Regions from separate parts of the Homo sapiens genome. Here regions 2, 3, 4, 5 and 6 are each linked to region 1. Evidence: chromatin contacts called from ENCODE Hi-C or POLR2A ChIA-PET data. All regions are on one chromosome and are shown on one strand. The core of a region is the stretch at or near the end of the contact, and the rest is flanking DNA. Distances in the headings are between cores, read along the strand shown.

Region 1 (4,575 bases), core at 989-3,488:
AACACTCCTTTTATTTCTAGTCTTCAAGTCCTCCATTAAAAGTCCTACACAATGTCTTTATATGAGAGCCAAGAAAAAAGGTAGCTGGGCAGTTGGACCTAAATTTTTAGACCACTCTCAATCACTCTCTGAATCCACTTCAGTGATGTCCAGTTTCTCTGCCCCTTTCCAGCCACCCTACACAGTTTAATCCTGTTCCTTGTCCTACAGGACAAATGATAAATAGGACCCCAAACTTAATTTATTTCAAGACAGGCATGGACATAATTCTTATGAGCTCTGCGGAAAGGGATTAACTGGAACTAAAAAGATATCAACCTTTAATTATGCGAAAAGTTACCTAAAGCCAACAAGTATACTGTATTAAAGAGTAAATTTATGGACTAAATATCCTGCTCAATTTCGGTCCAAAGAAGACCTTTGAAGTTCTCCAAACGTGGACTTCAGCTGTGGTTCACTACATGTGGACAGCTTCGGGGACAGCATCCTGCCTAGTGCCAGGTGTACAAGTGAACTTGAGGTCAGGCAGGTGACCCTGACAAGCAGGCATAATACATTAAGGAGAGGAAATCTTCCCTCTCATTAATCAACAGGATAAAGGTAATTAAGCAGGAATTATTTTTCAATGACCTATATAATTTCATCAGGGCTGCTATGACTATTAGCAGGGAGCAGCTGACTTCCTAATGAGATGAATTTGATAGCACAGCCCTTCCAGAGAAGCCAAGGGAGCAAGCCCAATCTATAGGGAAGCAACAATTGTTAGGCATTGTTTACTCCTCCTCCTGAAAGCTGTCTCTCCTTCTCAACATTTGGCTCTTTCCCTTCAGGGGGGTTTCCCTGTCCCTGGATAGCTGGGGCTGCAGCATCTGCTGAATAGTGGAAGCTAGATCTGCTGTGAATGGGTGGGTCCAGGAGGCTGGGACACTAATTCACTAGACCTGCTCATGTGATTCCCAAAGTCCCAAGCCAACAAGGCTACCGCCGCCTGCACCAACACCTCGCTCTGACCAGGCCTGAAATAAGACACCAAGGTAGTTCTTCCCACTCCCTAGCAGAAGCGGAGTTAACAAGGGACCTTTGTTGAGCCAGAGGAAACACAAACACATACACACTATCAATAATAACCACGACTTGAACGCAGTTTCATCACAGAATTTACGAAATTGAGCAACAGCTACCTAACCAGTAAGTCCTTACACCAGGAAAGGGCTGCAAACCTCAGAGGGGCACCGCCTCTGTCTCCTGTGTAAGCAAGTTGATTTACAGGGGAAACCTGAACTCCACATCTCTTTGCCTTTTCCTGTGCCTCCCAGAGGACCCTGGGACCAAGGAATGGGATGGAGGGCCCTAATGACATATTCCTTCGTCAAAACAAGCTGGCTCTCTCTCTCCCAGGGTCAGTCACCGCGTTACGCCCCGTCCCGGAGCCCGAAACCCTAGAAGTCACCTCCTCCCCCCTGCGCCCCCGCCCGACGCAGCGACCTCGTTTGGAACATCCCCAGCCGGCCCCCAGCCCAATGCCTGCTCCCTCAGCCCAATGCCCGCACCCCCTGCCCAGTTGGCGGATGCAGAGAAGGGACATTTCGACTCTCCCTCCTCCTTCAACCCTCTAAAATAAAAGAATCCCTCAAGCGCAAATCTCCGGCCAGCACAGCACCTACCTGTCCCCGGCCGTGGCTCCTCCTCCCCGAGCAGTGGGGCTCGCTGGACAAGTGTCCTCAGATAGTCCAGAAAGTTTGCTCTGCGGTCCCGGGGACGCCTGCGCGGGACCCAGTGAGGAAAGCCGGGCTGGCTCCTCGCACCTCGGGCGGCCGCCGCTCGAAAGTCTTGGCCCAGGTCCTCCAGGCCCGGCTCAAACTCAGGAGTGCCCGGGAAGAATGTAGGTCGTGAGAAGGTCGGAGCGCAACTTTTCGAAGGTGCGTCAGCCGCGGGCTGAGGCGCGTGGGTCACTGCCTCCCCCCAGCCTCTCCCTAGTGAGCGCGGGGGGGGCGGGGGCGGGGGCGGGGGCCGGGGCGGGGCAGGGGCGGGGGTGGGGCCCAACCTGCCTGGAGGCCTCGGGGAGCGCGCCCCGGCCCCGCCCCCGCCGCCGCCGGCCCCGCCTCTGCCGCTGGGACACGCCGCCGCCAGGTGCGCCGGGGACTTAGGCAGTGCCGCGCCGCACGGCCCGCGCCGGTTTCCAAGGTGAAGGAGGAGGAGCCTCTGAGGGAAAGTTTCCACAGAAACTTGAGCTGGGCGCAGTGTAGCACTCGCGCCCTTGGGGGCTAGCGTTTGGCCGGAGCTACACACTCTTTACTCACGCACGCACACCGCCGTACACAGCACAATCGTTCACCGTCCCGCCAAAGGCTCGTCTCTCGGGTTCTGCCTAGTGGAAGGAGTCGGACAACGCCGCACGTCACGGGCGTTTCGGATTTCTTGCTTCCCAAAGGTTTGACGGCGGCCACCGGCGCCCCGGCCCAGCTCTGCTTTCCTTTGCTGACTCCTTCCTTTAGGTGTGAATTTTAAAATGCTGATACCGCCCCAAGAGAGCTGAGTCAAGTGAGGCAAACGTTCGCCTGTTGTTCTCCTGACAGACTCCCTGCAGTGGGCAGGGGAAATGTGGCCTTGGCCGACATTAATGAAGTGCCAGGATGGAGGGAGGGGGCCTGCTGATTTGTTCTGTTTTACTTTTTAAGGGTAACTAGAGCGTTACTGGAGTCGTCTGTGGGTTTGGGGAGTATGTGGCGCGTGTGTGTGTCACACATTTCACTGGCAACTCCCGCCAACCCCTTCCCAAGAAATGAAGGCTCTAATGTGGGCAGTTCTGCAACAAAGGTGAAACTTCCCCAAATCACGATTCCCCGCAAGATGAGAGAGCAGGTGCAGCATCCATTTTCCCACTATCACGCTTGAGATGGTGGCTTTGGGCACTGCCGGGTGCCCCGACATCCTTCCCAGAGCCCAGCCTTCCCACCCAGGCCCGGCCCTGCGCGGCCGCCTGCCTTTGCATCAGAGACCGCGGCTGTGCCATTGCCAAGGTGGGCAGCGCCGCCTCGCTTCCCCATTCCTCCGTCTCCCACGCCTCTTGCGTGTTTGAGTCGCGAAGTGATGGACTTTAAATCTCAGAGGAGGAATGAGAAACTTGGTTAGTGGCTCTCTTGGCATGTTCGTAGCCCTGTGGTTGAAGTGGCTGAAACCTGCGTTGAGCCTCAGTCCAAGCAGCTGGGGCCACACCAGTTTGCAAAAGCGGATGTGGCAGTTTCCACCGCAGCAGCAGCCTGCTGGCGCCTCATCAGATTCTCCTTTGGAGGAAGTATCTTCTTCCCTTCATTCTCGGTGAATGGCATCCAGAGATAACCAAAATCAGGTGTATCTAGTTTCAAGTTCTGTCTTGCAACCGTGATAATTGGAGGATGCAAACTTTACACTTTCTTCTCTAGCTGTCTACCACCACTGCTGCGCTTGTGGATGACTGCAGGAACACCGGGTACTTGCCACAAGTATCTCTCCAGATTCATCAGCCTTTCACCTGTGACAAGCTCAGTCAAGAAGTGGCTCCTAAGTAAAAGCTGGGGAAGAACAAGGAAGATAGAGCTCAGAGTAGAAAGCTGTGAAGTTCTGCACAACAGGTCCCCTTGGCCTGCTCTAACAGTTGGAAGGTGGGGGAAGCATTCATTTACTCAACAAATATATACTGAGTGCCTTTTGCATGCTAGGCACGCTTCTAGGGGTTGAGGACACAGCAGAGAGCACAAACAACAATTCCAGCCCTCGTGGAGCTTACCTCTTCCACGTGGGAAAGACAGATGGTAAATGTATAAGGACAATATATGGACTGCTGTATGATTAGAAATGCTATGGAGAGGCTAGGAGTGCTGTCTCATGCCTGTAATCCCGCAGTTTGGGAGGCCAAAGGAGGAGGATCACTTGAGGCCAGAAGTTGGAGACCCAACCTGGGCAACATAGTAAGACCCCCTATCTACAAAAAGTTTAAAAATTAGCCAGGCATGGTGGCGTGCACCTGTAGTCCTAGCTATCCAGGAGGCTGAGGTGGGAGGATCACTTGAGCCCACTGCATTCCAGCCTGGGTGACAGAGTGAGACCCTGTTTTGAAAGAAAGAAAGAAATGCTGTGGATAAAAATTAAGCAGAGAGGGTACATAGAAAGTATGAGGGGTGCTATGTTCGGAGAGGGGTGATGATCAAGGAAAGCTTCTGGAGGAGGTAACATTTGAGGAACGACTTGAGGGAGGTTAGGGATATCTGAGCAGACAACTTCCCAGGCAGAAAGCATAGCAAATGTAAAGGCCCTGAGGCAGGAGTATGCCTAAGTGTACTAGGAGCAATCCAGAAGGCACCATGAAAGAATGGAGAAGATGAAGTCAAAGAAGTGAAAGGTGGGGGTGATGCAGATCAGGTAAGGCTTTTACTCTGAGTGAGTTGGTTGGAGCCATTGGAGGATTTTGTGTAGAAAAGTGACACTTTCTGACATTGTAATTGGATCACTTTGACTGCTGGGTTAAGAATAAACAGTAGGGTGTAAGGGTAGAAGCACAGAGACTGGTTAAGAGGCTACTAAAATAATCTAGGGTCA
Region 2 (4,575 bases), core at 853-3,352, 1.7 Mb before region 1:
CCCAGTAGGTCTCAGCCTCATTTTACCCAGTTCCTATTCAAGACAGAGTTGCTCTGGTTCAAACGCCTCTGACAGGAGGATCACATGAGCTTGGGGAGTCGAGGCTGCAGTGATCCTAGATAGCACTACTGCATTTTAGCCAGGGGGGACAGAGTGAGACCCTGTCTCAAATTAAAAAAAAAAAAAAAAGGAAAAAATGAAAAATATGTTCTACCTCATTAGTAATCAAGGAAACGCAAATCAGCATAACCATGAGATGGCATTTCATCCCTATCGAACTGGCAAAAATGTTAAAAACCTAAAACCAAGCACAGTATTGGCAAGGATGTGGGTAAATGTGGAGCCTCATTGAGCTCTGGCGGGAATATAAATGGCACCATCACGTGGGAGAGCAATTTGTCATCTAAACAGCAAACATGGAAAATGGAAAGTGCTAATCAGTAGGAAACTGGTTAAATAAATCGTGGTGATATTCATATATTGGAATGTCATACAAATGAACAAAGTAGATGTACATGTATCAATATAGATAGATTTGAAAATACTGCAAAATAGGTATAAAAGGCACATGATGGATATATATAAACTATATATGTGTTTATAAAAACACTGAACAACAGTATATATTTTGAATTTATAAAACCATTGGTAAAAGGCACATACCAGTTTCAGGATCATCACTTCTGGATAGAAAGGAAGGGAAGGAGATAAATGGGTTGAAAGTGAGGACTTCAACTGTATCTATAAAGATTTAGATTGATTGAAAAATGTTAAAATGTGTTCAATGTTGGAGGTCGAAACATGGGCATCTGTGTTTTGTTTCTGTTTTTGTTTTTTAGTGCTTTTTTGTGTGTGTTTGAAGTCTTTTTTTTTTTTTTTTTAAGAGTGTCTAGGAAGTGGTCAGGGCTAATTCCAACCACTTCATAAATTGTAGGAAATTGGAACTAGAAGACCCTTCAGCTCCATCTATTCAGCTCCCTTATCTTAGAAGACAGAAAACAGTAGGGCTAATGTTTATGTTTATCTATCATCTGTCTGTCTATCTATCTATCATCTATCTATCTATCATCTATCTATCTATCTATCTATCTATCTATCTATCTATCTATCTATCTGTCTATCTATCTATCTAATGCAATTTATAGATGGAAAATTTCCTGATTATTTTCTGGCATATATTTTGCACATAGTAGGCAGTCATTCAAATACTTGTGAAATGGAGGCTGGGCGGGGTGGCTCATGCCTGTAACCCTAGCACTTTGGGAGGCCAAGAGAGGCAGATAACATGAGTCCAGGAGTTCAAGTCCAGCCTGGGCAACATAGCGAGACCTTGTCTATATAAAAAATACAAAAATTAGCCGGGTGTGGTGGCATGCACTTGTGGTCCCAGCTACTCAGGAGGCTAAGGTGGGAGGATTGCTTGAGTCTGGGAGGTGGAGGTTGCAGTGAGCTGAGATCCTGCCACTGCATTCCATCCTGGGTGACACAATGAAACCCTTTCTCAAAAAAACAAAAACAAACTTGTATAATGGATAGGCACCCCCAAAAGTGTCCACGTGCTGCCTATTGCATTCATTTGCTCATCACTTACCTTGCAGGTGCATAGACTGAGGCCTGTGGCTTCAAATCATGTCACTGCTCTGATGCCTACGTCTACTCTGAACTAGTGGTTTTTAAATTAGAGTGTCATCTGCGAACTTAATAAAACTGCAATTTCTTTGGTTTTAATGCCAAAGACACTGATTTGGTGGATGGAGGTGGGGTGGATGGAGGTGGGGTGGAGGGAAGTGGGGGAGGTGGGCTGATTTGGGAGGTGGCGATGGAGTTATTTTAATGTGCACTTCAGATGTTGCTAATGTGCTGGCCTGCAGACTGCGCTCTGAGAACAGCAGCTCCAGCGTCTTGGCCACCTTCACTAAATACTTGCCTTGGTTTCCTCTTCTTTAAAAAAAAAAAGAAAAGAAAAGAAACCAGGGGAAAAAGGAGGCCTGGCTTACTGCTGGTGAACATGAAACCTCAGAAACCAGGGCAAGGCTCATCACCCAGCTTCGTGGAAAAAAATACCAGCCTAGTCGCCAAAATGAAAGTAGATTACCTCTGTGGCTAAAAACGGAAGCGGCAAGTTTCCACTGCAAGTGCCAGGGTTGGTAGAGAAATGGTAAGGCAGTGCTTAAGAAAAAGGAGTCCAGTCTTTCTCCCCCCTACCACCCCACCTCCCATCTTGATGGGCAGAGGGAGAAAAACAGGAGGAATCCAGCTGAGAAAGTCCCTGATTTATTAACAACTGTGTACTGATGACTAATCACTTACTAATGTTTGCAAAGTGCTTGGAGCCTTTCTATAAAAAGGGGACAAAATGTGGGCAACATATTCATAGTTATGACATCAAAGAAGAGGCCCAGCAGGAACATGAAGATGGCCGCTGACATGCCACATGCAGAACTTGCTAGCAGGACAGACAGACAGGACAGACTGGTGGCCAGAACTTTGGAATGGCATAATTAAACATTGTGCCACCCTGCCTCCCTCCCCTGCTCCATTCACGTTCCCTTCCCAAAGCCCCAGAGTCTGTAACAGCCAACAGGTCCAGTGTTGTCTTGCTGAACAGCAATGAGAGCTGCGGACCCTCAGGATGAGCACCATGGGCGGCCGTCACCTCTGCAGCCACCCAGAGTGACACCTGATAAGTCTTAAGGGTGCAGTCAAAATGGCCCATTGCCTTTCCCCCTCCTGGGAAGCCAGGGCACAGGCACCGACCCTAGTGAAGCAGAGTCAGGGATGAGAGGAGGAGGCTGTTTTTCAGGCAGTGACAACGATGGCAGCAGGCAGTGATGACGTCCAGAGTCTGGTGTGCACAGGTTCTAGGGTATGGTTTTGGTTGGGGCTGACCTCAGGGCTCCCTTTAGTCCCGCAGTTTTTCAGTCTTCCCAGTGGCCCTGTGAGCTACCCAGTACTCTTTCAGTCCATTTTTTCTACTTGTAACACCCAGAGCTTGGTGTCCATTGCTTATATCTACGAGCCCCAGCTGACTCACCAACGCCTCAGAGGAGGGAAGAGTTCCAGGCAAAGCAAACTACCCAGTTAAAAAAAAATCCTCACAGTTTCAGAGACGATAACGTCAGGAGCTTCAAAGCCTCGTTTGTTATTGTGGTGAATGGGCATCAGAGCTCTCTATACTTTTAAGAAGTGGCACACGCCTTTTGGCACAGCATTTCCCGGTCTATGACTTTATCTCCAGAGACACTCCCACAAGGACTATGCTAGCTGTTGGGCATGACTGCAAGTGAGATGGTGGCACCATTTTCTGAGGACCGATGGAGGGAACCAGTTGGGTGGTGGGGAGGGGGTTGGGGAGATCAAGGGTGACATTTAGGAAATGTTAAATTTCAGATGCCCCTGAAATACCTAAAGAAGTCACCAAGGAAGGATACGGAGGGCTTAAGAGTCTAGATTCAAATGAAAAAATAAATTTGGAATTCATCAGCAAATGGATGGTGTTTAAAGCTAAGAATGAAAAATACATCGACAGAGAAGAATAAGAGGTTGTATCTAGAGGTCAGGGAGAGGGCGACCTAGTGAGGAAGGTTGATTAGAAGTGTCTGGTGGGATAAGAGAAAAATCTATTTGCTGTATCATGGGCAATGAGAGAGGAGAGGGGTCTAAGAAGAGGGGGTGGGCAGTTGTGTTTCACCTTACAGCCTTCTCCTCTGTCAATTTCTTTCTTCTAGGTGTTTTTATAATAGACAAAGTTGGGTTTGACAGCATGGAGCTTATCGATGCCCTTGACACAGAGGTCACTGACACCCTTGACAAAAGGAGTTTCGGGGGAGTGGAGAAGCCAGAAGCCAGACTGGAGGAGACTGAAGAGTAGGTGAAGAAGCAGAAGGAAGGATGGGTGAAGCCAAGATGTTAGTGTGCAGACCGCTTGTGGGAGAAGTTTTGCTATGAAACAGGATGGGGAAAGGGAGGGAACACTGAGAGTCTGTCGAGCCACAGAAAGACTTCTTCTAATGAGAGATTCCAGCACGTCTTTGTGTGTGAGTGGAAATGATTCAGTGGAGAGAAGATCGAGGGTGCAGGAGGAGATAACTGGAGGAAGGAAGTCCTCCTTCATTCAACCAACACCAAGAGCTTCCCATGCCAGGCATCGTTTGGGTGTGAGCCACAGAGCACCAAGTGGCCTGGGCAAGGCTGCCTCTCTCAAGAGCGCCTGTGCTGGAGTGAGTTCAGGTCGGGGAGCAGGGTGCTTGGGGTGTGACAAGACAGATGTAGCTGTGAGTCTACCTGTGCATTTGGAGATGAGAAGAGAATTGCGCTCCCCTCTGATATGTGTATTTACTCAGCTCCATGTGGGGCAGGTCATGCATTCACCATGGGAGATGTGAAGAGAGAGATGCTGCCGGGGAAAGTCAACTCACAATGGAAATGGACAGAGTAGCTAAGCAGTGCCCATTAGAGGTTTGTGGCCATGAACTTAAAGTGAAACCAGTCAGCCCGACAGTGTGACTTTTCCTGTTGTGGTCAGCTGTGCATCCAAGTCAATACTAGAATCAGCCAAGGTTGAGGTTTTGCAGG
Region 3 (4,575 bases), core at 883-3,382, 1.4 Mb before region 1:
TGTTGACCCTTAGGCCATGAACCCCAAGTCATCATCCAGGATTAAGGCAAATCATAATCCAAGGAAAACCAGTTTATCAATTTGGAAAGAAACTAAAGTAACTGAGGCAGGGATTTAATCCACAAAATACATTAGAAATCTTTTCTCTTTTCTCAGATAAAAGTGTGTTAGACTTGGTAGTTGGGAGAAGACGTGGGTCATGCTAAGCAAGGAAAACAAAACAAAAAACACCACAGGACAAACGAAAGAAAAGCAGAATTAAGGCAGCAGTAAAATATAGTAATCTGTAGCCGCTCTGAGAGAACAGCAATGAAATGGCCAATTCGGCCGGGCGCGGTGGCTCACGCCTGTAATCCCAACACTTTGGGAGGCCGAGGAGGGAGGATCATTTGAGGTCAGGAGTTTGAGACCAGCCTGGCCAACACGGTGAAACCCCGTCTCTACTAAAAATACAAAAATTAGCTAGGCGGTAGTGGCGCCTACCTGTAAACCCAGCTACTCAGAAGGCTGAGACAGGAGAAAAGCTTGAGCCTGGGAGGTGGACGTTGCGGTGAGCCGAGATCGTGCCAATGCACTCCAGCCTGGGCGACAGAGTGAGACTCTGTCTCAAAAAAAAAAAAAAAAAAAGAAAAAAGAAAAGGCCAATTCCTGAAGCCTTAACAGACGGCTGACTTAAGGTAACCATTTCTGGTGCACATTTCTATGCCAATTAAGTTAATTAAATGGCAAACATGAACACACCCTTACAGGTGAAAGTATGAAAGCAAAAGTTTATGCGAAGTTCTGGATCTCTTCCGGCTTTTCCTTATCAAATAATAATGTAGTTAGATGAATTTTATACTTTAGGAGAAAACAGGGTAGGGGCGGGGGACAGAAATCCTAAGAGTGGCCAAAGGATCTGCAGGAAGTATAAAGTGTAAACTTTTTGAAATCAAAGGGCTCAAGAGGAAGGTAAGAACAAAACAAAGGAAGTAATAACAAAATAAAGTAAAAGGGAAAAACGTCTAGCATCTAAAAACTGTTTTTAAAAAATTATTTCCTTTTCCTAGACACGTAAACAGTAGTAACTTGGCAAACAGGAACGGAGCAGAAGACAATCGAACAACTCCCTTTCCAAAACTCCAGCATTCCTTAGTCAGGCTTGGGACATTTCACAGGCAAGACTCCTCTCTGCACCACTGCCAGATGAATCTCTCAGAGGGACTGTCACTATCTCCCTTCCTCCCACTGCGGGAGAGAGGAAGCTGGGGATGCAGGGAGAAGAGGGGAGAAATGAGGGTTGGACAGCAAGCCTGAAGGTGGCCCACTCCGACACTTTGTCAAGAAAGGTCCGGATTCTGGATCCTGCAACTCCTTTTCCCACCCAATGTATGCAAAGCCAAGAGAGTGCCTCCCTGCAAGGGCCGGTCCTACACCTTCACTCGACTGTTTCGGGGGCACACTCAGAGGGACAGAAGGAATGAAGGACAGAAGAAACCAAAGGCATAACACTTGGGCAGATACGGCACAGACTAAGGAGAGGCGTGCCCTGTGAAAGTTCGGAACGGTGAACCCGTAGGCAACGTGCCCGCCCCACCAGCCACCTCAAACCATCTTTCCCCCGCCTTTTCCCAGGCGAGCCAGCTCCGCCCTCACCTTTCTTAGGGTAACTCGGTAGCTTCTAAGTCGAGGCTTATCCTTTCCGCCGCTCTCTGGAATCGCCTCAACCCTGGCAAAAACTGAGCGGAAACGCGACCCGGACCTTTTCCTTCTTCCCCTTCCCCCACGCACCTCGGCTGCTCGGGGGCGGGGAGCAACTGCAGCTGTCACAAATTCACACTGACCAACCGCCGAGGACAGTCGGACCGGCGACCTCTCAACCCAGCCTCCAGAACCAGAACCAAGAGCAGCGAAGCCGGAAGTGAGGAGACCGGAAGTAGCGTTGTCCCTGGCCCTGGACGGCCTCTCTCTCCCTCAATCCGGCCTTGCCCGGCCACGTCTCGGTGGTGTCAGCGCACCTCCCACGAGGATCCCTCCGCCCTTCTCCGGGAGGCGGGCTACGCCCCTCCCTCTGCTGCCCTAGCAACCACATCCGGGACTCCGGCGGTGTCGTTGCCCGGGTAATTTTCTGGCAGCGACCTAATGCGCGCGGGGCCAGAGGCACCGGCTAGAGCTGGGAGCTTGCGGAAGGGCGCCCCTGCCTGGTCTTGAGAGGTCGAAGGTCTCCAGGAGGCCTCCGCCTCCCTCTTTTTCATTCACACACCCTAGCCTCACACGTTAGGAGGACCCCCCCAACAGACCGTGAGCTGGTGCCGGGAGGGTGGAGGTAGATGTACCTCACCTCCACGCTACCACAGAAGAGCGAAAGCTGCTTTCTCAGCCACCGGAGAGCACGAAGAAGGTTATTCCAGTCCCGGGGGGAAGGTGGGGGTGGTAGGGAGAATGCGAAGATAAGGCAGCAGACGGAATGCGGGCGCTGCCTCGCGCTGCCCCCGTGCCTGGGGAGCCCTCTCCCTTCAGAAAGGCTAGACCCCCGGGCCCGGCATCCCTGAGCTCTTACTTGCTCTGGATTTGTGATCGCTTTTTGCTTTTTGCTCGCTCTCTCACAGTAGATTCCTTGATACTTTTCTTTCCGGCTCCTCTTTCTTTTTCCGGATGACCGAGCTCTGCTTTCTTTGCTTGCCCCATTACTTCTTAAATAGATCATTGTTCTGTCACGGAAACTGCTGAACAATTCGCTCTCTCAGAGCCCTTCGTAGTTTCCTAAACGGGGCCCCAACCTGCACTACTCTCCCCATCCCCAGAGCTCAGTGGTGCGAAAGCGTGGCTCCCCCGTGGCGCTAGATAGACCTGAAGTTCATTTACACACTGTACCATACAGTTGGTCCATCACAGAATATCCCTTCGAACTGCTGGACTGCTTTTCCTTTGACAGCTTTGAATGCTCATTTTTACTCCCATTTCACTTGTAGAAATGCGAAGGGTAACTGTGCACACGGCGAGATTTACCCTTCTTTAGACCGTACTTCTCAGCTGCCTTTACTTGTCACAGTAGCTGACAAGATATTTTTAATGACTAATGCCCAAAGGCAGAGCTCTACCTCTACAGATTTCCAGGGAGTTTCAGTGTAGTGAAATATCCCTGGCAGGTATCTTCCCCAGATCTGTGAATAGTAAACACCTATGGCACCATAAATGTTTCCAATGTATAACAATATTGATTGAGCTCTCTAGGATACCACCTCTTAAAAAAATAGTACTGAAATTCCAAAACATAAATCTCTTATCTTAAGTGGTTCTGTCTTAAACAAAAGAAAGGAGCAAATATATATGCCAACCCACTCAAACTGTAACTTCAATTGTTATAGCTTACTGTGGATTTTTCTGTACAAAGCCATCTTGTTGGTTTGGAGACCATTAGTCTTCTCAATTATAAGAAAATAATCCCAATCTAAATTAATTACTGCTGTAATTGTGTAGGAACTGAGCAACTACAGAACTTGCAGCTAAGTACAAGTGTTGTTCCTAGGGTTTCAGAAGGGTGACTTGGAGGAAGTGTACGGTAGGACTCAGCGGTGCTTGAATGATGTGGACAATGAATACTAAATTGTTTTTGCTGGCTGTTATCTTAAAGATTCCTGCTAGCTGTCTCTTGAGTTTGGAGATGCTTAGCTTGACTAAAGTTAGTCTAACTATTAGACTGTCAGACTCTGAAGTGTTTCTTATTTTGGAAAGGTGAAGACTTGCTTTAGTTTGTTCATAGTTTCCTTGGCAGCTGCTGATGGTTTTGATGGAGATTCAGATGGATTTGGAACTAATGCTAACTTCTGCTTGGTGAAGATGCTAACCAAGTTAGATACTCTTCAGTGAATTCTGGTACTGTGTACGATTAATCCTCATCCACAGTATTACGCTGTGCAAGGCTATATATACACAGGATTAATCTTTCCATGATTTCCACTGCCCTGAAGGAAATTAGAATGTAGTCTGGCTCCAAGAAAACACTAGAAACTACTTCAGCTGGTGATGGAAAATAGTGGAATTCTATACATCCTTTGAGACAATGGAAGCAGCAAACCAGCGTTCTTTGGATTGGGGAATATTTTTGGTACTAACTGAAAAACATCATTTTAAGCCTGGCCCTGCTTAGAGGAGACTTGTTTTCTCTTCCCTCTCTCCCTCTCTTCCTTTTTTCCCTCCTTCCTCTTTTTCTTTCCTCCTTTCCTTCTTGTCTCCCTCCCTTCTCCTTCCTTCCTTCTTCCTCTTTTTCTTTCCTCCTTCCCTCCCTCCCTCCCTTCCTTCCTTTTTTCCTTTCTCCCCTCCTTCCTTCCTTTTTTTCTTCCTTCCTTCCTCCCTCCCTCCCTTCTTTTCTTCCTTTCTTCCTTTGCCCTAAAACTTGGGGGACCCTGCCTGCTCATTTTGTTTAGAATAGAAGATTACTACTTTTCTCTGAATTGTCATTTATTTTTAGAGAGGTAAGAAAAAAGGGAATAGCTGCCTTCCATATATACTTATGACATGGAGATTATCTACTCATTTAACTTTGCACTGCTATTGGCTGTTTATTTGGCTTTTGAAAAATCAGGTGCTATTTAT
Region 4 (4,575 bases), core at 781-3,280, 1.3 Mb before region 1:
GAGTTTGAGACCAGCCTGGGCAACATGGTGAAACTCTGTCTCTAATAAAGAGACAGAAAAAAAAGAAAAGAAAAATCATAACATTTAGAAAAACAAAATAAAGAAAATGTAAAAGTCACCCATAATTTCACCACTCTGAGTTCATCATTGCTCACATTTTGGTGTATACTCTTCTAGGCTGTGTAGGTTGCAATGTGTGAATGTGCATTTTTGCATGCATGTGGTTTTTTTTTTTTTTTAACAAAAAGTAGTACACTGTGCATGATTGTAACTTGCTTTTTAAAATTCAAATATATTGCCTGACAAAGACAAGTAAAAATAAAATAAAATAAAATTCAAATATATCACAACCATTTTTTATGTCCATGTACAACAGCATAAGGATGTGCCACAATTTACCCAACTAATTCCCTCTAGGTTAGGTCTTTGCATCAAGCTAAATAGACAACCAATAAGTCCTAAATGATTCTGGCACCAAAGTTCAGAAAAGAGCTTTATGAATTAGAAAGAAATTAAGTGCAATGCCCATAGGCTGAAGACGGGAGGCTCACTAACCCTGAAGAATGGGGGAGAGAAATGTGCTAAGGGGCTAAAAATTAGGGTGGATAGAATACAAGTTAGGGAATGGATCTAAAATAGTTGAATCTGTGATGTCAAAAAAATATATAGTTTGGAAGCTGAATATTCTAGTTGTTTTCCTAGGAAAGTTGTGTAACCCTTTTGAGCCTCAATTTCTTCCTCTGTAAAATGGGAATAATTGTTTCTCTATCAGAGTGACTGTAAACATAAAATAAGGAGTTATACAAGACTCTGAACACTGCCTGTCATAGAATAAGTGCTCAATATTTCTTAGTTCCCCTGCTCCACTTCTACCTCTTTGGGTTGTATTGCTCTGGGAAAGTGTGTGGAAGCGAGGCTTGGACTCTGCACTGTGAGTGGACTTGTGTGCTAATGTGTTCTGATAACACAGGGGCCAGTTGCTTGGAAGGTGGTCAGAAATTAGTGAGTTTCATGCAGATGATTTTTCAAGTTAAATAAAACTTCTCTGAGTCTGAGGTCTGAATGAAAATTCTCTGGGTTTGAGGTCTTACTGAAGTGTTTTCCTTTCACAGCTCTAGTTGGCTGGCAGGTGTGGTATAACACAGTCATTCTCAGAGTGTGGTTCCCAGACAGCAGCAGCATTACCTGGAGCTTGTTGGAAATGCAAATTCTCAGGCCCCACCCAAGACCTACAGAATCAGAAACTCTGGGGCTGGATCCAGCAATCCGTGTTTCAACAAGCCCTGCAGGTGATTCTGATCTCAGAGATTGACTAGTGTGGCAAGAGTCCTGGAAACCCAGAATCCCTAGATCTGGAATATACTCTAGCTTACCATTCACTGTGGGGCCTTGGGCAGGTCACTTCCTTCCTCTAAACCTTCATTTTCTCACCTGGACAATGGGAAGATAATATCTTCCTCGTGACCTCAAATGATTGTTTCACAGGCCCAATGAGTTTAGAAAGGAGAAAGACATTCAATTAATGTATTCTAGAAATGGAATGTATACTTACTATTCTTGGTTCTTAGGCAGGGCAATGTAGAAAGCATCCCTATGTGATGAAGAATGGTTCTATTTTGATCATTGAAAGAAGAGTCTGTGCCCTCCTTGGAAAATCTCACTGGATGCTTTAACAGCCACCGTGGTAGTTTCTCCTATGCAAACCTAAATCCCTGTGCAAGGACAGTCAGTATCTCAAAATGTAAGGATGATATCAGTCACTGGGAAAAAAAAAAATTCTGGCAAAGTAAAAAACCCTTAGACATACAGAGTAATGTTTATTATTTGTTCTCCTTTTTCAGTCCTCAGTGAAAATAGAGAACAGCAAGTCACCCCTTAGAGGTGCACACCCCTCATCTACATGAATGGTATTACGTTGTCTCAGCCCTCCTTTCTTTCCGGCCGCACAGTTGTGCTTTCTTTCACCTCTGCTCAAAGGCTTCATTGTGCTCCCCTTTATTAGTCATCTTGGTTTCTCTTCTCTGAACCATTTCCAGTTTCTTTAGCCACAGCCTCCTATGACGTTCAGTCCTCTTCAGTTCTGGAGCCCAGCATATACTTATTAGGCTGGTGCAAAAGCAATTGCTGTTTTTGCAATTAAAAGTAATAGAACCATCAGAGAGGGTGACCACCATCAGAGAGGATGACCTCATGGTTCTAGCACACTCCACGGACAAAGCACTGCCCTGATGCCTCAGATCAAGGCTATGGCTCCTGGAGAAGCACTGGTGTGGATCAGTTTTACCCTAACTTCTCTTGTCATTCATGTTTTATTTTCATTTCCCTTTGTGTACCATCTTTTGTTTGTGTCTAATGATCTTTTCTATTCTCCCAACTTCTTTGATTTCCTAAATAGAAAGTAAATTTAATATATTTATATTTGCACAGATATTTAGAATAAATGCTCATAAAAAGATTGGAAGGAGAAACACCAGTATCTTAAAAGTAATTTTCCTTGGAAAGTGAGATTACAAGTGATTTCATTTGTTTTTTTCTTGCTTCTCTGAATATTTAAGTTTTTCGATGGTTGACACATCTATTGTTTAATTAAAAAAAAGAAAAAAGAAAATTGGAAAATTAACTCTTAGCATGCTCACAAAACAAATAAAATATAAAATGCTTGTGTTCAATGAGGTCTCATAGACCCACATGAAAGTGTCGTCTCCTGCAAGACACAAAGCTGTGCTTGGTCATAGGACTGTTCAGGACTGTCTCAGTTTTAGCCCTTGGAACTAGGCAAACCAGGACAGGTGGTCGCCCTCTCTCCCAGCCCCCTCCATCCTCTTTTTGTCTGTTAAACCGCCATGGCTGCTCACTGGTCTGTTAGGGCCCATCTCTCTTGTATCTTGCTTTGTCATTTCTAGGGAAGTTCAGCTCAATTGAGCCTTGAGGTAGGAAGACACCTCAGGAACAATATTTGTGTCTGCTGGTTCAGGTGAGGCTTAGCGGGAGTCAGAAGGCAAATATGAAGAAGCAATGGAACCAAGCTCCCTACCAGGGAGAGAGGGAGAGCAAAGCCTTTGGGCCACCATGAAAAGATGAAGGTCCAGTGGAAGAATCAATGTTGCTACGGGAGCTATTGAGAGTGCTTTGTGGACACACCTCTTGAGAGCGTGAAGAGAGAGTAAGCAAAGTCCAGGCTTTCTTCCCACTGACATTATTTGGGAACTTTTGTTACCTGTATTTCTCTCTTCTATTTTAAATATGTTATATTTTCTTATCCAGAGATCTGAGTTTATGAATGTTTCACTCTAAATCAGTGGTTCTCAATGCTGGCTGCCCAGGAAAATCACCTGAGAACCTTCTAAAATGCTCAGGCCCCCTCCTAGGCCACTAAAATATATATTATTTTCATTTTTCATATGTGTATATATGTGTATATACACACACATATCTAATAATTACATATAACATATAATTATGCGTAAAAGAATTTACGTATAATATTATAATTACATAGTATGTAGAGATGCTCCTTGACTTATGATGGGTATATGTCCCAATAAGCCCATCATAAGTTGAAAATATCATAAGCCGAAAATCCATCTAATAATAAACCAAGTGTAAAGTCAAAAAAATCATATGTTGAACCATTATAAGTTGGGGACCATCTGTATAATATTTTATACATATGTAAAATTAGGGTTGCTCCCTATGAGGTGGACTGGCCCAGGCTGGAAATGAGGACATTATGTTCCCATCAGTGTTTATTTATTTATTTATTTATTTATTTTTAAGAGACAGAGTCTCACTGTTACCCAGGCTGGAGTGCAGTGGCGAGATCATGGCTCACTGCAGTCTCAACCTCCTGTGCTCAAGCGATCCCCCTACTCAGTCTCCCAAAGTGTTGGGATTATAATCATAAGCCACCATGCCCAGCCCCATCAGTGTTTAGAAAGCACAAGAGACATCAGTCAAGAATTTCAACATTGGCCTATGCTTTTCCATACTGAGAGCCCACAATCTGGGATCCAGATGGAGTAATTTGAGGGTCAGATGTTGGTATGCAGGGCAGGTATACGTAGACCTGCTGGAGAAAAGATGTGAGCTGCGTGCATACTTGTTTTATGTTTTCTCCAAAGCTTATAGCCAGGCTGTTGAGGAACATGGGCAGCAAGTGTGAGGTCAAGGAAGCTATCAAGAGCCAAGAGGCCTCTTCAACCCTCACCTCTCAACCTAGAAGCTCTAAGCCAATGGTTCAAAACCATGGCTGTACAATAGGAGCACTTAAGAGATTTCCTAAAAATACAGAGGCCAGGTCCTCACCCTCAAGGTTCTGACTTGCTTGGTTTGAGGAAGGGGCTGGTTTATCCACATTATTTAAATATTCTCCAGGTGATTCTAAAGTGTAGCCAGAATGAGAACCGCTCATTTTAACTTTGGTAGGGCAACCAACTAGGTGGTCAGTCAGGACATGGGGCCAGGGGAGTGGGAAGGGGTAAAGTGGCTCAGAGAACCGTGTTTGCCCAGCAAAAAGATGTTAACCCTGGAATCGGTCTAGATGCTGATTTTTATTTGGCCCTTTTGCCTACTGAT
Region 5 (4,575 bases), core at 1,051-3,550, 1.3 Mb before region 1:
TTCCTGCTTTCAGACAGCCAATGGCAGGCTCCAAAGTGGCATTACCCCTGCCTGTGTGCCACTCACTCTGAGGTTCCCCTGTGCCCCACATCTGGGACTGAGGCCCTGACTTCCTGCCACCAGTGCATCGGGATTTAATCTGAGGCTGGGTGGCTATTTGCCTAAATTAATGGTTGCTAAAATTAAAACAGAGGTAAATAGCCCTTTACCTACCACACAGCCTCCCTGGGATTTTAACTGCAGCAAAGAGATCATTGAGGTGCTACCATTTTCTGATCAATCATGGTAATTTTCTTCCCCCTAAGATCAGCTTAATCATGCTAAGGGTCTTAGAGAGCACAGGGGTCAAAAGAAAATTACATGGTTGGGCAGGATTTCTCTGCAGCTCCAGTTTATTTTGTACCTCACTCTGATTTAGTGTTGCACTGCTCAGAAGCAATGCATAGTGCACTTGTTGAAACAGTAATGAACTGTTTGGCCATGTCATGGGGCTCAGCAGAGGTCCACAGAATAAGACAGTCTGTGGTCCAATCCACAGACACCTGACTGCAAAAGCTTCCACAGGGAGCTGAAGTTTAAGATGAAAGAAACGAAGGCTGACAACCTTGCCCTTGACAAACATTTGCCTCCAGCCTGGGATTCAACAATGTTTTAATAACATTTAATAATATTTTAATAGGGCATAAATGGTAAAATGGAGAGAACTCCCAAGCCCTGGGCCTGCTTTCTTGCACGTGTGTGTCACAGCTGCAGAAACACGTGCTTGTACAGGAATAATTGCCACCCCAACTCAGTACCAGCAGGTCTTGGAGCCCGTGATCTATTCACATGCTCAGCAAGTGTTTAATTAATAGTTCTTTCTCTGTTGTTTTCAAATCAATCACCCAGTTTTGAGCACGTCTATTTTCTCCTGCTGTTTGTTCTGTATTGTCACCTGTGGTGCAAAAAGCATATTTTATCAAGAATTGACTTAATTGCCAGTTTAAAACATTAAAGTGCATACTGTAAATCCATTAACAAACTGATCCTTACATGAATCACCAACCTATTTCTTGTGAATAATAACTGAGATAAACAGTGACTAATGACATTGAAAAGCAGCAATGCATTAAAGAAAAATTAACAGCTATGTCAGGGGCTAAGGAATTCCAGTCACCTCATACGTTTGCACCAACCAGATCACTGAAGACAAACGACGGGAAGTCATGACTCAGATGGTGATCTGCAGGGAAAGGTTTAGAGATGAGATGTGTCTGATGCCTCAACACTACCCCTCTCTCCATCTGTCTGTCTCTCTTGGCACCACGATTATGAAACTGCATTCTGAATGCTTAGGCCCTAAACCTAAACCAAGGGAAGGACCTCCAATAGAACACCCAACACACACTAATCTCCACTGTATACTAGACACAACCTTTCTGTATTGTTTCGATTGGATAGGATTTCTACCATTATTCTATTTCGTTTCTGTCCTGTTTTGTTTGTTGTCTGAGAACTTGATTGTCAAGTAAGAAGGAAGGAAGGTGAGATGCAGATTCACCCCTACCTCCACCCTCAGAGCATATTCTCCTTTGGAAATGGACCTTGAAAAGATCATTTCTCTCTGGGGAAGCAGAACATAACCTTAAGGTGTGGGTGTGGCATCCACCTCCATCTGGCGTGGGCCTTGGTGGGAGGAGGGCATTCCAGAGTGGAGAAAGGAGAATGGACCTGGCGGAGAGAAGTGGTCTGGCAGTTTTCTGATGATGCAGTTGTCCCTGCTGTCTGGGCCTGCGCTATCCAACACAGCAGCCACTAGCCACTTGGAGTTATTAAAATTTTATAAAAATTCAATAAAATTTAAATTCCATCAGCACTAGCCTCAGTTCAAATGCTCAGTGGCCAATGTGGCTGATACTGTATCAGACGGCGCAGACTTGGAACATTTCCATCAGGGCAGAAAGTTCTACAGGACAGCTTCTTCCTAGGGTCTAGGCAGCCCCGGAGCCTCACCTGGGGGATAAGCAAAATCACAGAGTGAGAATGCGTGTGGTCCAGGACCCCTCCCAGTCCCAGATACCGAACGACATCTGAGCAAGGGACTCTGTTGCCCCGGGGACGGTTTCAAAAGCTGGAGGCCGGGACTCCAAAGGGCTGGAGAGGCGTGATAATAGAACCAGTGCTTCAACAGCAACTTCTCTTTTGCAATCCTTGCTGGTCTGACAGGCTCCTGCAGAATTACATCACTTCCTAAAAAACAGGCACACACCTCTCCTTCAAGTCAGCACCGACCCAAACAAGCAGGAAACAGGAAATGTTCACGTTTCAGAGAGGCTGCAGCCCGGCGCAGCATCCTGAGCGCGCCTCTGCCGAGGCGAGCGGACATGCAGGCTCCCCGCGCAGCCCTAGTCTTCGCCCTGGTGATCGCGCTCGTTCCCGTCGGCCGGGGTAAGCCGCCTCCACTTCCTACTCCTGGGAAGGAGGATCGCAAAAGCTGGTAGGGTGCCCGAGGCTACAGAACTCTGCCGGGGAGGGTGACACCCAGAAAATCTAATCCTTTCTGTGAAAGAAGTGGAGAAAATTAGAACTCCTTTTTTTGGGGGGTGGGATGGAGAGGGGACTTCGCTTTCGCTGCAGCTGTCTAAACTGGCTACAGCTCTCACTTCATTTAACCCTCTTTCAGTCTTTGTCTTCCAGGAAGTGTGCGTCCCTGTAATTTACCAGCTTTAATGGGCATATTAAGAAAACCATAAACTTTTTGGCAGTTTATGTAAAAAAAAACAAAAGCTTCAATTGGCTGAAACAGAGACATGATTAATTTGCTTTTTATGGTGTGGGCTGAGAAGTCTGCTGATTCCAAAATCTCCTGGAAAAACTGGGGTGTGAAAATTTACTACTAGAAAGCATACTAAAGAAACGACATAAACTTAAAAAAAAAAAAAGGAAACGGGAAATTATCCGAAGAGCTACCAAAGAGCTATGTGTTAGAGGGTAGCCCTCTAACACATCAAGTAAGGTCTTTCATCTACTTTTATTGCACCTTGTTACTTTTACAGATTTTTTTTTTGCATTGATTGTTACTAATGAAGATTTGTTTGAAAAAGTAATATGATTGGAACCAATCAAAGGTATTGGAAAAAACAATATTGAATCTCATTATTATGGGCTAAAAGCAACAACTGATTTACACCCTTGCCAGTTGCTACAACAAGCACAAGCACCTTCAGCTGCCTCTCTTGTTGACTTGCCTTTGGGCAAATACACTGGCTGCCCATTGTTTCTGTCAATGAACACCGACTGCTTCTAGTGTAGGGCAGTATTTACCAAGCAAAAGGAAAGTTCTCAAGCTACAGTTCTTTAGATAGAATGAGGGACATCAGCCCCAACCTAACAGATGTGACAACTTCCTGGAGGTCAGCAGCCAGCACCCAGCCACCCCACTCCATCAATTTCTCTTCCCCTGGGTGTTCTCCATGTGGTCCCCCAGGCATCTGAGGTAGAAAACAAAGTGGAAGGCAAATCATTCCAGCTGAAAAGATGTCTGGTTAAATTGAGTTTAGTGTTCAGAGTGGGTTTGGAAGTTGATGTGTTGTTTTATGCCCAGTGTTTTGGAGCTGGAAGGGAACTTGAAGATGATGCAGCTCAAACCATATTGGGCACACAGGTGAAGAAACAGAGGTGGAAGAAGGGAGATGTCTGGGTCTTGCTGCTAGTCAGCTCTTCTGGCTTCTACTCCAGAGTTCTTTGAGCTCCTCCACCCCCCACCACCACTGCCCCCCTCCCCCCACCGCCGCCCCGGAACCAATCACTGTCTCTGCCAAGAGCTCTGGAACCTTTCGTAGTAGGACATCAGGGAAGAAAAGCCTAGCCATCCTCCTTCCACCTCTTCTATTGCACAACACTGCCACAGGTGCCTCAAACACTCCCTTAATACTAATTCATCTTGCCTGAACTTTTTTTTTAGCTTCTAAAAAATGATTGAGTCCTAGTGTCTGCAATTCAGGAGATGCAAAAAGAGAATCTGAAGAGACTTGGTTAAAGTTGCCTTTCTGACACCTGAATCTGATCGTGCACATCTTCCCCCTTAAGGACCCCTCATTTATGCCCCTTCACTTGTTCCTCATTTTTGCCCCTTAGACTCTCACTGCAACCTCCTTCCCAGTGGCACCTCCTTCCAGTTGTCGTCCCCCTCCGTGGCTCTTGCCTATAATGAATACATTCTTTTTCCTACCTAGCAAATTCTTGTATCACCTTAAAAGTATCAAACTAAATGTGATCTCCTCCTTGATGTCTCCTTTCTCTGCCCCTTCCCTGGAGCTCTACTCGTACCTGCTGCTGTGCCCCGATAGACCTAAACTTCTGCTAATCACTTTGAACCATAATTGTGTCCATGCCTCCCAACTGGCTGTGAACAGCTCCAGGGAAAATCCTCTGTAGTTCACCTTTGACTTTCCAAAATCCTGTAAGGGCTCAGCATAAATGAGAAAATAATTGTTGATAAATATGAAAATCATCCCTAGAATGGATATGAGGCTGATTACAAAAAAAACTGATAGCTCCTGAAAACAGGTAGTGTTGGAATGTAAAGAGAAGTCA
Region 6 (4,575 bases), core at 773-3,272, 1.1 Mb before region 1:
TCAAAATAATTACGCTAAGTGAAAAAATCCAGACCAAAAAGATTTGTCTAATTATTTCCTTGTGATGGTGTTTAACTTACACCTCTATGTTTTGGAAGTTAGGCCTAAAGGCTTGATTTATTTTTGGCAAGAATACTTCCTAGATCATGCTGGGTCCTTCGTATTGTATCACATGAGGAGGTAAATAGGCTGTTTCACTGGGTGATGCTAAATTTGACTGTGTGTTTAAGGTGGTGATTGCTAGATCTCTTTCCTATGAAGGTATATTTTTTCCTTAGCAATTAGCAAGCAATCTGTGTGCTGTGCTTTAACCACAAGTGAATATCTTGTTTGGCATTTACTTTTTCCTAACAGTTTTAGTGTCCATTGGTAATCCTTGCCTAAATTGATTATTCCATTGTTTGTTTGTTTGTTTGTTTGTTTTAAAAAAGGATTGATTTTAAACATTCTGTTATTTCTTCTCGATGCATTAGCTGTTTTCTTCTTAGGCAATTGAAACCGAAAAGTTTTTGAATGGAACAACTTTTTCATGTTTGATTCCCTTGACAAATTCATATTTGCTTCTTATGGCTCCACTCAATTAACCTCTCTTCTCAAATTCTAATAATTTCCTTCTCCTTCCTAACTTCCTAGTCACAGAGGCTGTTTTCAAACTATATTGCAAATATCACTTTTTTTCATTCACTCATTCGTTCTAAATTTTTTTTGTGTCCATACTATGTCTTAGGCACTGTTCTGGGTATAAGGATGTATTATAGTGGCAAATAAATCAGATGAAGTCCCTGGCCTATATTCTAGTGGAAGTGGAGAGACAGATAAGAAAATAAATATAAATATTGGCTAGGCGCGGTGGCTCACGCCTATAATCCCAGCTCTTTGGGAGGCCAAGGCAAGTGGATTACTTGAGGTCAGGAGTTTGAGACCAGCCTGGGCAACATGGTGAAACCTTGTCTCTACCACAAATACAAAAAATTAGCCAGGCATGGTGGTGCGCACCTGTGGTTCCAGCTACTCAGGAGGCTGAGGTGGGAGGATTGCTTGAGCTCAGGAAGCAGATGTTGCAGTGAGCCAAGATCACACCACTGCACTGCGCTCCAGCCTGGGCAACAGCGCCAGACCCTGTCTCAGAAAAAAAAAAAAAAAAAAAGAGAGAAAGAAAGACAAAGAAAAGAAATAGAAATATAATAGAATGACAGGTAGAAGTAAAAGAAAGCAGCTGAAGAGGACGGGCAATGATGAGGAAAGGTGATGAAGCTATTTTAGACAGGAAGTCATTGGAACATGTATAGCTGACAGCCATCAGTGCCCTGCCCACATCCCCCAGGTCCTTTGGGATGATCTAGTATAAGCCAGTGTTACTGGAAGCATCTGTGACTCTCTGCCTGTGGCCCAAGGGCTTCTTTCTGTCTCTGTGGCAGGTCCATGCTGGGGGAACAGCTCTTACCCAAGGGCAAATGGGAGTTGAAAGACAAACACCCCAGCTTTCCTGCCCCCCGCTGGGTGGGAAAATTTTGATGTGTATTCCACATCTCCCAGAGGTTTTTGGTGGGACTGAGCCCCAATTGTTCTCAGTGGGTAACTTGGCGATTAAATATTCTGCTGGCCTCTTTCCTTTGCTGGCTCAAGTCTTCACTACTCTACTAGTTCTTCCTGGTACATTTTACACTTCAAACATACCACTTGTACTCAAATCCTTAGTTTTGGAGGAACCTAGCCTAAGTCAGGAAGTCTTAGGAATGGCCCAAGGCAGAAGACCCTCAGAATGAGATTCTAGCATTGGGTCACTTGCTGGCCAACAAAGAGCAGGTCAACAAAAACCCCATCACTGTTAGTAAGTGGGGCAGTGATGATCTCTGGAGTGCTATAGCATCACTATTACTAAGAGTCTTGCCTGTGATTAACTGCGGTAGTGTGTAGGTGGCGGGGAAATGCACTGGCTGATAGAGTAGCTCTTGAACTGAAAGATACAGGGACAATGATAATTATGAGAACTGTGGAGCTGGTTGCTTGTTGTTAACTGCTAGAGAAGCCACAAAGGAAGGAAATAGCAGGCTCAGGTGAGGTAATCATTGACTTAGAGCATGGGTTAAAAGCCAGAAATCTTTCATGGCATCATTTAAAGGGAGTCTCATCTGTAGACAGAGGGTAGAATGAGCTGAAGAATAAGACCCCAAGTTTGATCTTAAATACAACAGAGCTAAAAAGGAGACTGAGTTCACAGCCCACCAGCTTTCTTTCTTTCTCTTTCTTTTCTTCTTTCTTTCCTTCTTTCTTTCTTTTTCTTTCTTTCTCTTTCTTTCTTTCTTTCTCTCTCTCTCTCTCGCTCTCTTTCTTTCTCTTTCTTTCTTTCTTTCTTTCTTTCTTTCTTTCTTTCTTTCTTTCTTTCTTTTTTTTCAGGGTCTCACTTTGCCACCTAGGCTGGAGAGCAGTGGTGCGAACATGCCTCACTGCAGCCTCAACCTCCTGGGCTCAAGTGATCTATCTACTCTCACCTCAGGCCTCCAAGTAGCTGGGACTATAGGCATGCACCACCATGCTCAGCTGATTTTTTTTTTTTTTCATAGAGACGAGGTTTCACCATGTTTCCCAAGCTAGTCTCCAACTCCTGGCTCAAGCAGTCCACCCACCTCAGCCTCCTAAAGTGTTTGGATTACAGGTATGAGCCACTGTGCCCAGCCCCCAAATTTCTAATGCTAAAGCAAGGGACCTGAAAAAGGAGAGGGGCCCTGAGAGTTCCGATGGAGATATTTGGGTAGATGGGCTCAAGGACCTTAAAACCCCAGATTCCTCTTAAAACTGAGAGTGAGAATACTCTGGAGCCTTTCTCCTTGCTAGGAGAAATCAGACTTCTGGTGCTCGGAGACTATGCCAAGGCCTCACGTAGCAAGGGCAAATGCCTTGCAGGATGATGCTTGTCTCTAAGATCCATCCCTACCTCTCTTCATTTCTTCTAGACCAATAATGAGAAATCTTATTATGAGCCAAGCGAGGAAATACTGTTATGTGAAGAAAGGGGTTATTCACCAAAAGCACTGCAAAACCTGGCAAATAGGTACTAGCAGGAAGTGGGAGAACTCTCCTGGAAATGAATCTTAAAGGTGCCAAATCAGGGAGGGCAGAATATAAGACTGAATAGTGGACAGTTTGTTAATACAGGTGTATTATTCAGTGACACGGGACTCACTATCCTGGTAGAATGCCCAGAACTGTACCTAATACATTGCAGAAACAGCTCCTTGAAACTTGAAAATAATGATCAGATGGAGATGCTGGAACTTCTTAGAAGAGAGATGAAGAAGAGGTCAGCAAGTTCAAAGAGATTAGAAGTAAGAATGCATTTTTTTTTTTTGAGACACGGTTTCACTCTGTCACCCAGGCTGGAGTGCAGTGGCACAATCTCAGCTCACTGCAGTCTTGACTTGCTGGGCTCAAGCGATCCTCCCACCTCAGCCCTCTGAGCAGTTGGGACTACAGGCATGCACTACCGTGCCCAGCTAAGTTTTGTATTTTTTGTAGAAATGGGGTTTTGCCATGTTGCTCAGACTGGTCTTGAACTTCTGGGCTCAAGCAATCTACCCACCTCAGCCTCCCAAATCCCAATCCCTCAGCTGGGATTACTGGTGTGAACCACGGCACCTGGCCAAGAATGCATTTACTATGTAACACCAGAGAACCCACCAGCCAACAATGTTCCCTGGGAGGTCCTAGAGGACACTCCCTTATTAAAGTGATAAGCAATATGCTAGTATATTCTGAGAAGCTCAGAACTGCTTGTCCTCTAGATCAAGATTGATGGTAAGAAATGCCCCAGAGTAAATGGGAATAACAGAATTCTAGCGGCCAGGTTGGTGGTACTAGACCATCAGAGGCCCTGGCAATATAATTATGGTTACGTGTATCAGCCTGAATAAGTTAGGAACCTAATATTGAGTAGGAAACAAGTGAATCCCAGCAGAACACATGAGTCATTCAGATTTTGAAAATATGCAAAATGCCTTTTGGCTCTCTGAGCAGCAAGAACAAGTGCCTCACGAAAGGCAGCAAAAGGGGAACCAAGAAGAAAGTGGTTGATCTATTTTCTTTTTTTTTATTTTTGAGACGCAGTCTTGCTCTGTCACCAGGCTGGAGTACAGTGGCGTGATCTTGGCACACTGCAACCTCTGCCCTCCGGGTTCAAGCGATTCTCCTGCCTCAGCCTCCCGAGTAGCTGAGACTACAGGTGAGCGCCACCATGCCCAGCTAATTTTTGTATTTTTAGTAGAGACGGGGTTTCACCACGTTGGCCTAGATGGTCTCGATCTCTTGACCTCGTGATCCACCCACCTTGGCCTCCCAAAGTGCTGGGATTACAGGCATGAGCCACCATGCCCGGCCTAGTTGATCTAGTTTCTAAGAAAGACTGGTATGATGTGAAAGCACCTGCTATGTTCAACATAAGAAATATTGGAAAGACACTAGTCACCAGCACTGAAGGAACCAAAATTGCATCAGATGGCCTCAAGGGTCGTGTGTTTGAAATGAGTCTTGCTGATCTGCAAAATTATGAAGTTGCATTTAGAAAATTCAAGCTGATTA

What was found. Hi-C counts contacts between places; a loop is a spot of excess contacts on that map. ChIA-PET counts read pairs that join two places held with the same protein, here RNA polymerase II (POLR2A). Pooled maps may share reads with other maps.
Region 2: a loop to region 1 is called in a map of CD4-positive, alpha-beta memory T cell, with 5 times the contacts of the local background. The contact joins the enhancer-like site here to the promoter of FHIP1A-DT in region 1. A Hi-C loop is called at or near these places in 1 of 168 maps with a recorded cell type or tissue (CD4-positive, alpha-beta memory T cell), 1 of 37 single-sample maps with no recorded cell type and 4 of 50 pooled maps.
Region 3: a map of CD8-positive, alpha-beta T cell shows a loop between it and region 1 (9-fold over the local background). The contact joins the promoter of TIGD4 here to the promoter of FHIP1A-DT in region 1. A Hi-C loop is called at or near these places in 4 of 168 maps with a recorded cell type or tissue (CD4-positive, alpha-beta T cell, CD4-positive, alpha-beta memory T cell, CD8-positive, alpha-beta T cell and 1 more), 2 of 37 single-sample maps with no recorded cell type and 7 of 50 pooled maps.
Region 4: a map with no recorded cell type shows a loop between it and region 1 (7-fold over the local background). The contact joins the enhancer-like site here to the promoter of FHIP1A-DT in region 1. A Hi-C loop is called at or near these places in 1 of 168 maps with a recorded cell type or tissue (CD4-positive, alpha-beta T cell), 1 of 37 single-sample maps with no recorded cell type and 6 of 50 pooled maps.
Region 5: a map of CD4-positive, alpha-beta T cell shows a loop between it and region 1 (2.2-fold over the local background). The contact joins the promoter of TMEM154 here to the promoter of FHIP1A-DT in region 1. A Hi-C loop is called at or near these places in 1 of 168 maps with a recorded cell type or tissue (CD4-positive, alpha-beta T cell), 1 of 37 single-sample maps with no recorded cell type and 6 of 50 pooled maps.
Region 6: a map with no recorded cell type shows a loop between it and region 1 (11-fold over the local background). The contact joins the enhancer-like site here to the promoter of FHIP1A-DT in region 1. A Hi-C loop is called at or near these places in 1 of 37 single-sample maps with no recorded cell type and 2 of 50 pooled maps. POLR2A ChIA-PET finds 5 or more read pairs at or near these places in 1 of 52 experiments (B cell).

The regions. Positions count from the first base shown.
Region 1 is chr4:151,406,555-151,411,129 of GRCh38, reverse strand. It overlaps FHIP1A-DT (FHIP1A divergent transcript), which reads left to right and starts at 2,238. Exons shown (of 3, transcript NR_183963.1): 1 at 2,238-3,947. It overlaps FHIP1A (FHF complex subunit HOOK interacting protein 1A), which reads right to left and starts at 1,954. Exons shown (of 14, transcript NM_001109977.3): 1 at 1,665-1,954. RefSeq lists silencers at 1,995-2,164, 2,285-2,757 and enhancers at 1,984-2,683, 2,684-3,383, 3,215-3,524.
Region 2 is chr4:153,113,523-153,118,097 of GRCh38, reverse strand. No RefSeq gene overlaps it. Among named protein-coding and RNA genes, the nearest start is that of TRIM2, 89 kb to the left of the region's middle. Within about 2 kb of position 2,102, at least 16 of the 41 ENCODE cell types and tissues checked have a DNase peak (open chromatin) inside an H3K27ac peak, as active enhancers do.
Region 3 is chr4:152,777,287-152,781,861 of GRCh38, reverse strand. It overlaps TIGD4 (tigger transposable element derived 4), which reads left to right and starts at 2,132. Exons shown (of 2, transcript NM_145720.4): 1 at 2,132-2,380. It overlaps ARFIP1 (ARF interacting protein 1), which reads right to left and starts at 1,908. Exons shown (of 9, transcript NM_001025595.3): 1 at 1,636-1,908. RefSeq lists enhancers at 1,631-1,680, 1,871-2,030, 2,481-2,690.
Region 4 is chr4:152,694,511-152,699,085 of GRCh38, reverse strand. No RefSeq gene overlaps it. Among named protein-coding and RNA genes, the nearest start is that of TMEM154, 17 kb to the right of the region's middle. RefSeq lists enhancers at 1,843-1,892, 1,923-2,152. Within about 2 kb of position 2,030, at least 6 of the 41 ENCODE cell types and tissues checked have a DNase peak (open chromatin) inside an H3K27ac peak, as active enhancers do.
Region 5 is chr4:152,677,722-152,682,296 of GRCh38, reverse strand. It overlaps TMEM154 (transmembrane protein 154), which reads left to right and starts at 2,300. Exons shown (of 7, transcript NM_152680.3): 1 at 2,300-2,427. The coding sequence starts at 2,364. It overlaps LOC105377495 (a long non-coding RNA gene), which reads right to left and starts at 2,212. Exons shown (of 4, transcript XR_939359.3): 1 at 1,993-2,212; 2 at 1,624-1,710; 3 at 1,157-1,222; 4 at 635-934. RefSeq lists enhancers at 2,217-2,526, 1,837-2,666.
Region 6 is chr4:152,551,803-152,556,377 of GRCh38, reverse strand. It overlaps the pseudogene RPS3AP18. Among named protein-coding and RNA genes, the nearest start is that of MIR4453, 18 kb to the right of the region's middle. RefSeq lists enhancers at 1,584-1,733, 3,968-4,177. Within about 2 kb of position 2,022, at least 5 of the 41 ENCODE cell types and tissues checked have a DNase peak (open chromatin) inside an H3K27ac peak, as active enhancers do; they include B cell, where a contact is called at or near this core.